Regions from separate parts of the Mus musculus genome. Here region 1 is linked to region 2. A link is a loop called in an ENCODE intact Hi-C map of the cell type or tissue named here. Cell type or tissue: heart. All regions are shown on one strand. Each heading gives the region's core, and the rest is flanking DNA. Links, peaks and the distances in the headings are about the cores only.

The links. A loop is a pair of places that touch in the nucleus more often than their neighbours do. Peaks named below come from ENCODE experiments on the same cell type or tissue, not always from the same donor. Only the 100,000 strongest peaks of a DNase experiment are listed, where the experiment ranks them.
Region 1: it touches region 2 in a loop (2.0-fold over the local background); 1 of 42 quality-filtered maps calls a loop at or near these places.

What each region holds. Positions count from the first base shown.
Region 1 is chr12:76,477,004-76,481,388 of GRCm38, reverse strand. No RefSeq gene overlaps it. Among named protein-coding and RNA genes, the nearest start is that of Gm10451, 35 kb to the right of the region's middle. In heart, for the core only: CTCF peaks have their summits at 2,023 and 2,930; DNase peaks (open chromatin) are centred at 1,058, 2,508 and 2,718; H3K4me3 peaks cover 484 bases; H3K27ac peaks cover 545 bases.
Region 2 is chr12:76,531,323-76,535,707 of GRCm38, reverse strand. It overlaps Plekhg3 (pleckstrin homology domain containing, family G (with RhoGef domain) member 3), which reads right to left and starts at 2,148. Exons shown (of 19, transcript NM_153804.4): 1 at 1,890-2,148. Mir5135 (microRNA 5135) reads left to right here and starts at 2,496; the gene lies at 2,496-2,574. In heart, for the core only: no CTCF peak of the experiment used is centred there; DNase peaks (open chromatin) are centred at 677, 1,717 and 2,207; H3K4me3 peaks cover 3,488 bases; H3K27ac peaks cover 2,373 bases; H3K27me3 peaks cover 397 bases.

The DNA.
Region 1 (4,385 bases), core at 117-4,116, 54 kb after region 2:
AGTCTCTAGGCCATACATACTAACATTCTTCTCCGGGCCAGGTCTGCACAGTCCAAATCATCCTCAGCACCAATCTCTTCCCTATTCCTAGGATGGTTCATTAAGCCCCACTTAAAACATTCCTTGGCTTTCCAAATCCAAAGTCTCACAATCTACATTCCTCCAAACAAAAGCATGGCCATGTCTATCACAGCAATCCTGGAGTCCCTGGTACCAACTTCTGTCTTAGTTAGGGTTTTACTGCTGTCAACAGATACCATGACCAAGGCAACTCTTATAAATTTAGGACATTTAATTGGAGCTGACTTACAGGTTCAGAGGTTTAGTCTGTTATCATCAGGGTGGGAGTATGGCACCATTCAGACTGGTATGGACCAGGAGGAGCTGAAGGTTCTATATCTTCATCTAAAAGCCACCAGGAGAAGACTGTCTTCCAGTTAGCTAGGAGGAGGGTTGCAAAGCCCACTCCCAAGGTGACACACTTCTCCCAACAAGGCCACACCTACTCTAACAAGGCCACACCTCCAATAGTGCTACTTCCTGGGCCAAGCATCTTCAAAGCACCACACAGGCCCAGAAAGGAGATTTTTGGGGGGGGGGGGGGGCTAGTGCTGTGAGGAGTGGGAACTGGGGAAACTGGTGGATTTGACTGGGTACTCTGTAGTGCAATTCCTTATACCTGTACCTTGTGTAGATTTCTGTAAATCCTTCTGTTGCATTCCCTGAACTCTCAGATCTCAGGTTGGTATTTCTTCTGGACGTAATCTCATGCTGAGACTGCAGCATGCAGCAGCCAGCATCCAAGAAAGCCCTAGTGGATCTTGCTAGCATCATGCTGTCGCTTCTGCACTGAACTGGGAGGTGGTGTGTTATGACTGACTGTTGCAGAAAGGGGGAAGGGAAATTCTGAGGCTGTCCCCCTCATCATGACCTCCACCTTGGTCTATGGGATCATCTGCCCTCAGGGGAGTCTGTTGTATTGTGAGGAAACCTGAATAGTCTCATGAAGGAATCTGTATTGTAGCAAGCAAGCCTCCCCCACAGTCAGAGTAACTTGTCAAGTATGTGAGGACATCCTTTAGCCCCCGCCAAGACTCTTGAGCCAGAACTGCTCAACGGAGCCACTCCCAAATGCCAGAACTGTGTGAGATGACAAATTCTTACTCTTCTTGAAAACCTGTAAGTCTTCAGCGTCATTTGCTATGTATCAATAGGTAAGAAAAGCCCTGGGCACCACAGCCAGCTTTACTGAGGTTACACAGATGCAGCCAAGTTTCTCAGGCCATCTCAGACATGGGTACAAAAAAAGAACACAGTAATGCTCAGAGCTCATTGGCTCTTGATTCTAGTGCCAAAGCAAGATCTCCCTGGAACATGCTTGTGAGATGACATCATGCCTAGCAGTCACTTTGCATTTCTTTCTTTTTTAAAGATTTATTTATGTATATTTGAGTACAGTGTAGCTGTCTTCAGACACCCCAGAAGAGGGCATCGGAACCCATTACAGATGGTTGTGAGCCACCATGTGGCTGTTGGGAATTGAACTCAGGACCTTTGGAAGAGCAGTCAGTGCTCTTAATCACTGAGCCATCTCTCCAGTCCCCACTTTAAATTTCTAATGTAAGAGTTGACAAGTTTCTTTTCTTTTCTTTTCTTTTTGGAAAGGACTAAATAGCTCACATTTTAGCTGTTGAAGGCCACATGGTTTGTCTTATGGTGAGGGAGTACCTGCAGACCGGTGCCAAGGTGTGCCCCTGAATAATTACCCCATGCAACAGATCTGGTATAAGGAGGTTTATTGGGGGAAGGGGAGAGGAAGGAGGACCTGGAGAAAGCGTAGAGGCAGATGGATAGACATGTAGACAGACAGACAAATAGGAGCAGAGCCATGAAGGCAGAGAAAAGAGGATGGGTCACAGAGAAGGACAGAGAGAGGGAGATCCCACACCTGGTGCATCTGGACCCTGCGGCATGTGATGACATAAGCCTTTGCTAGGTCCCTGGAGGCACCTAGTGGAATCTGTAAGCAACAAGTTTGTCACAGTTCTTCAGCCTTCGGGGTGCCGAGCAAAAGCAGATAGAGATAACATGTACAGGAGTGGGCATGGCTGTATTCCAGTAAAGCTTTATTTATAAAGCAGGAAGCAGGCTGCATTTGGCCCACGGAGTGAGTTATGGTTTGCCAGTTTCAGCTCTATTGACAAAAATAAAACAAACCGAGAGAGGTGATGAGGAAAACAAGGGACAAAGTATTGATAGCCACTGGAAAGTTGGGGGACTGGTCTGAGGGGGTTGGTGGCACATTTCTCTGTTATGTCCCTCACATCCTTGACTTCTGAGCACATATGCTTTTATTTCAAGTCGGTGTTTAATCAGAACGAGCCTCTCAGAAGCTGAGGAGCGCAGCAGACTTGTTGAGGTCTTAGTCTTTCCCAGGAGGCTCATGGACACATTTCCTTTCCGAGTCTTACACCCTGGTAAACAGTTTTCCAAAAATGGAGATTCCAATGCTCAGGGATGGAGCTCACCGCCCTCAGGGAAGCGATGTTGTTTTCTTATTTCTCAGCGGGGGGGGGGGGGGGGGGGAATCGGAATGTCCTGGGGTGGACGAGAACTTCACCAGAAGCTCTGGGAAGCACTGGGAACTCAGGAAGTTGGAATCTAGTCAGAACATCTGGGAGTTTAAAGAAAGACATAAAGTTAAGCTATTCATCAGACTCCATAAATTCTCTCAAAAGCAGATACTGTAATTACACAGAGACGAGACAATGGGCCGTGTTGTCAGCAGAAAGGAATCGCATGCATCTCGAGTGAAACTGCACGGAGTCCTTACCTAATTTTGGATCAAGGGTGGCAGATCTTTTATTTTAAGAAAGGAGTCGCTCTCCTTCACAGCCCCACAAGGTTCCCATGGAAGCAGGTCTTCATTACCTGCCCCCTGCAGGATCTGTGCAATTTGTTGTCCAACAGCATCAGCCCCCTGCCTCTGTGTCTACTTGGCAGGATCTCACTCCTGGAACTCTGTAAATCCTACCCACCACTCAACCTCCAGCCTCAGGGAGGAAGCCTCAGAGGTTTTCTGTTTGTTTGTTCTGCATACTCTGACATTACCTGCTCTTACCATGTAACTGTGTATGGCCCTGTCTGTGACGTAGGGTAATTAATGCTGGTGCAGGAATGACCACTCCAGTGGCTAGAGAGATGGCTCAGTGGTAAAAAGGACTGGCTGCTCTATCAGAGAACCTGGGCTCAACTCCCAGCACCCGCATGGCATCTTACAACCATCTGTTAATTCCAGTTCCAGGGGACTTGATGCCCTCGTCTGGCCTCAAATGTGGCACACACCAGGCACAAATGTGGCACACAGACAGACATGCAAGCAAATCACCATACACACAAAGTGAAATGTATGTGAAAATGCAAGATGTTCAATTTTTAAAAAAAGACTCTCCCCAATTTTCCGTGGCTTGGCATATAAAAAACTGTTTTCATTCTTTTCATTCTGTGCCATAACACAGAAGAGGTGACCCTTCCACGTGTGCACAAGGCTCCTGTTCACGTTCCTTCCCTTTATGGCTCCACTTTTATTGATTCTTTGTCATTTTACTGCCTTCACATGTTATTTATTATTATTATTATTAGCGTGCATGCCACAGCACACATATAAAGAAAGATCAGAGGACATGGTAGGCATGGGTTCCTGTCACTCTGTATTCCGGGAATGAAACGTAGGTCCTCTGGGTCACATGGCAATTACCTTTACACACTCGTGAGCCTCCTTACCAGCCTGATGTCTATCATGACAGATGAAGAAAGACAGCCTGAGGAAGACACGCTCACTCTTTCTGTCTAAATTGCATCTGTGAGATTCACCCGGGTGGTGATTTGATACGGCCCTCTATTCTCTTTCATTGCTGGAAACAGCCCATTCTATGAACAGTCAGTCAATTTATCCCTTTATTTATCTTATTGATTTGAAGAAAGTATCTGTACGCCTATCTTATCTTAACTATTTTGACACAGCTGTATTCTTACTTCCTGTAGATTTCCTTTTCCTTCTCTTAAAAGTATTTTTTAAAAAGATTTGTTTATCATTATATATAAGTACACTGCGGCTATCTTCTGACACACCAGAGGAGGGCGTCAGATATCATTACAGATGGTTGTGAGCCACCATATGCAGGGAATTGAACTCAGGACCTTCGGAAGAGCAGTTAGTGCTCTTACCCATTGAGCCATCTCACCAGCCCTTAAAAGTATTTTTGATTTACAGAAGTTTTACATTTTAATGAACTATGTCTTTTTTTTTTTCAATCTTTAATGGCTAAGAATTTTTGTGTAGTGGCTCTTCCAAGATCATACAGATGTTTCGTGTTATCTTTTAG
Region 2 (4,385 bases), core at 313-4,312:
CCAGTCTCAGGACCAGAACCTGTACAGGGTGGTGAGTGGGGTGGGAATAGCAAGCCCTACATCTGGGACCAGCACCTTCCTCCCTTCCCTCCGGGTCTGGCCATCGCTCAGGCCGTGGCCTTTGGCCTGTTCTAAGCATAAACACGGTGACCCTGAGATAGCAGCGGGTTTGGTAAAGTCAATATTTACTCTGGGACTATGATATTACAAGCCAGAGAGAGTGTAAACTGCCACAATTGGCTCCTGGTGTCCACCATCTCCTGTGTCACACATGGGGTATAACCAGCAAACATGTAAGGGCTCCTTGTAGCCACTACACAGCTATTTTTTTTTTTTGATAGGAGTTTATGGACTACTTCTCATACACCCTTCTCCCCTTTATTGTTACCACATCCCCTATAAAGAAAAAAGGCTGCTCTGTATGGAAACTGAGTCAGAAAAGATAAGTGAGTGAGGAGAGGGTGAGATCTGGCTTCAGGCCAATCATGTAAGAAAAAAAGCCTCAGACCCGATCAGTCTCTGATGTGACGCAATACAGCCAGCATTAAACCTCTAGCAAAAATCCTGTCGGACTCTCAGCCCAGTGGTCTTCCCACTCTCCTAGTCGGGCCACCTCTGATAAAAAGTCAATAGAAAAGCCCCAAGGCCACTCTAAAACAGACTACCACCCTTATCAGCCCAGACTAAGTGAAGGGGTGAAAGCGGATTTCCAGCACCAGCGGGAAAGTCCAGAGAGTGCGGCCAGCAGAGGCAAGCAGGCATTTAGTAGTCTGTCTACATGAGAGATGGGGTCTGTGAGCCATCCAGTGAGCCCAGAACCATAAGGAATAACAGCAGCGCCACAGTTGGCTTTCTGGTATTTAGTCCCTAGGTTTTATGCTGAGCATCTATAACACAAGATTCCAGTTTAGCAGAGGGACTGGGGAAGGCCAGGCACAGCAGGGAACATCGCCTCTCCCTCTCAGGCTGTCATTTTACTCCACACTAATTATTTCTGAAGGGTTCATTGTGACTGGAATGCACTCTTGAACAAGCACAGTTTGGAAGACTGGGAACCCTAAGACTAGGGTTCTCTGTAAGGTGCTCTAGTACTGATCGGTTGCTGGGAGGGTTAACAATCTTAACAGCCCTTAATCTACCAAGAGTTTAGCGACTCTAGACGATATACTCTCACCCAACTTTTAGCACCACCTCGCAGCGCCGCTTTCTCCACCCTCCAACCATCATGCGGCTTGTTCCGGTTTTTTTTTCCCCCCTTTGTTTTCAAAAGTAGCCGCAGAATAAATCGTTACCACCAAAGGAGCATCTTGAACGACTGAAGCTTGAAGCTTCCCAAATCAAAGGTCTGAGAGAAGGGTGTGAATAACCAAACCAGTTGAAGGGAGTGAAGGAGAGGCTGTTAGGGGCAGCATCAAGGGGCTCTAGATTTGCAGCTCCTGGACACTTGGCTTCTGACACCCACTCTAATCCTCCTGGACATGCAGCTGAGATTCCCAGAAGCACGGTGTGGCACCAACCCAGAACAGACTGAGTGCCTGCGCACTCCTGGGCTGGCGGGACCAGAGGCGAGTCCTTCTAGAAGAGCCCACAGTCTCAGGCAAGCACTAGCCCACGGGCGTCAGGGCACACAAGGAAGGGGTGGCGGGAATGTCGAGAGCTGCCCGGATTTCAAACTCTGCAAAGCCTATGCTGCTTTGGTTTCCGGGGTGGGGATAAAAAGTGACTCCCCTTACGACCTTCCCGCGACCCAACCTCCTCCGAGTGTGTCCGAGGCAGCTCGGGGCCAGGTCCTCATCCCACAGAGGGCTAGCCTGGGGTCTCCGCAGAGCGCTGCCACTCAGCCAATCGAGCATGGGCAAAGAGAGAAAGGCAAACCTAGGGACACTCACCAAGCGGTGGCCGCCCCGCCGGCTCGCGACGCGCCAGGCGCGCGGGGCTGCCCAGGTGGCGCCGCGAAGCGGGCTCGAGTTTGAAAGTCGCTCTCGGAAGCGGCAGAGGCCGCCGGCCGCTCCCGCCCACGGCTGGCCGCCCCGCGGTCCCAGCCTCTGCTCGCTGCGAGCACCAGACGCCGGGGGACCCCCGAAATGCGCACGGTTCCCCAGCACCGGGCAGGAAGTTGCGGCCGGAGTCCAGGCTGCGGCGGGAGGGAGGGAGGGAGAGAGAGAGGGAGAGGGAGGGAGCCAGGGAGGGGCGGACCAGGAATGTTTCCAGTGGGTGGAGACTGCGCTCGCGGCTGCGATCCAGCAATTGGCGGCTCTGGGGGGCCCGGGGGAACCTTCGCGGCGGTGCGAGCGAGCTGTGGCTCCCGCTGTAGACAGCGGCCGCCGTGGCTAATGATTAACGCGCGTGGCCCGCCGTGTGGGTCCCGCTGGCCGCCTCCCCTTGCCACCTGGAACTCTGGGATCCCAAGGCGCACGTGGTGGGGTTACTCTAGTGCCACCGCCCTGATATCACGCCGAGAGGGCAACGAAAGCCTCCAGACCAGGTTCCGACCAGAGAGGACTCGGAGCCCAGCCACCTAGACTTTCCCAGGAGAAGCGCAGGTCTAGGTGGCAAGGGCGTCCTGGTCCTACTGGAGCAGGTCACCACGACCGCTGAGTCAGAAAGGCACGTCTCGAATTCCTCGCCGAAACTAGGTTTCGGTGGCTCTTTACAGTTGTAAAATCTTACCTTCTGAGGAGAAAGAGATAAGAAGCGCATAACTTGGGGCGGGGCGGGGCGCGGCGCTCAGTGGGACTGTTAATGAGAAAAACTGATCGAGGAACCTGAATGTCAGTGGACCCCATTTTGAGTGCGATCTATCAACAAAAGGCATGTACCGGGAAATTAGGGGATGGGAAAATTGGGGGATGATTAGCACAAGCACATAGAATACAAACCAGTTAGATTTTGAGCAAGAACATAAATCTTTTGTGTGGTTTTTGTTTTTGAAGCAGGATTTCAATTATCTGAGACTGGCAGAGGGTAATCTTGAGAGTAATGGTTCTCCACCCTCTATCTCCGGAGTGCTGGGATTACTGGTGTGCACCACCACGCCCTAATTATTGTTTTTATTTTATTTTTTGATTTGAAACAGGCCCACACTTTGTAGCCCAAGCTAGCCCAGAACTCTTGAGTGATCCCCCAGAGTGCTAGAATTATAGGTGTGCGCTACTACACCTCACTAAGAATAAATCTTTCATTGGTAAAGATCTTAGGGGAGGTAGCATTAGATGCTGTCCCCAGTACGCACCATGAAGAGGGGTAGGAGATGGGAGCCCAGTGTGAGATCACAGAAGAAGTAGGACTCCTGCGTTAAACGATGGCACCAGGTTCTTGGAACAGGAATGGAGAATCGACCCCAGTAACTCAGCATTTAGACCGCCAAGTGTAGACAAGTGAAAATCCTAAATAGCTTATAAAATCCCCTCCTCCACCACTGCCCTCAAAAAAAAAAAAAAAAAAAGCTGCCCCAGGGAAAAGCAAGCACCTAGTGATTTACGGGGAGGGGCGGGGCAGAGAGAGAGGAAATGGCTTTCAGGTGACTTTGAAACGGGATCCCTGGGAAGAGTAAAGATTAAAGTAGTCCTTGCTCCTGACTGCGGGAGGGCCAGAAAGTAAGGCTCACGTTACTTAGTCCACAGGTTAGGCTTGAAGAGCGGCAGACTAGAGGACAGCACTGGTGAGAAACAAGATTACCCGGGAACGGGGGAGAGAGATAAAACTACGGGGTGGGATGGGAAAGGGAGAAGCCCCACTCCTTCCCACCTCGAACTTTCTGGGTTTCTGGTTTCTTCTCTAATCTGTTAAATCTTACCAGTCCTTTCCTACTAATCTTAAACTCCCAACTTCCAAAGACGTCCCCCAGCCCCAATCCAGAGATTTAAAACTTTTGAATGTATGACTGGCTCCTTAGCTAGAAAAGAAAAATAAAATGTTGATGATAGTAATGGTTAGGGAATGGTGCTACCAAGTGCACTGCACTTTATAATCACTAAGGCAGGAATACACTTACTCCCATTTTGCAGGAAGAATACTGAGGCTCTAAGGATGGAGCAGTCTGGCCAAGATCAATTGCATCAAGGGGCGTAGTCTGAGGGGGCGACACTGGAGTGCTTACTGTGTTAACCTTTGAGCATTTTACAAGAACAATTGCGGTTACAGGAGAAACTGAGGCTTGGTCATACTGCTAGTGGGTGGTAGAGCTGGGAGTTTCTACCCACAGGGAAAACTGCATTTAGCCAGCCAGCTCTTTCTCCACTTCCTTCTAGACACTTGTTAGTCCATTCTGAACTTGATTCTAAAGCCTCGAGTTGTTTCTAATTGCTTTAATTTATATGCCCATTTCCTGAAAAGATTGTAATCTTACTATGCAGAACTTGTAAGAAGCATTCAATAAGGCCATG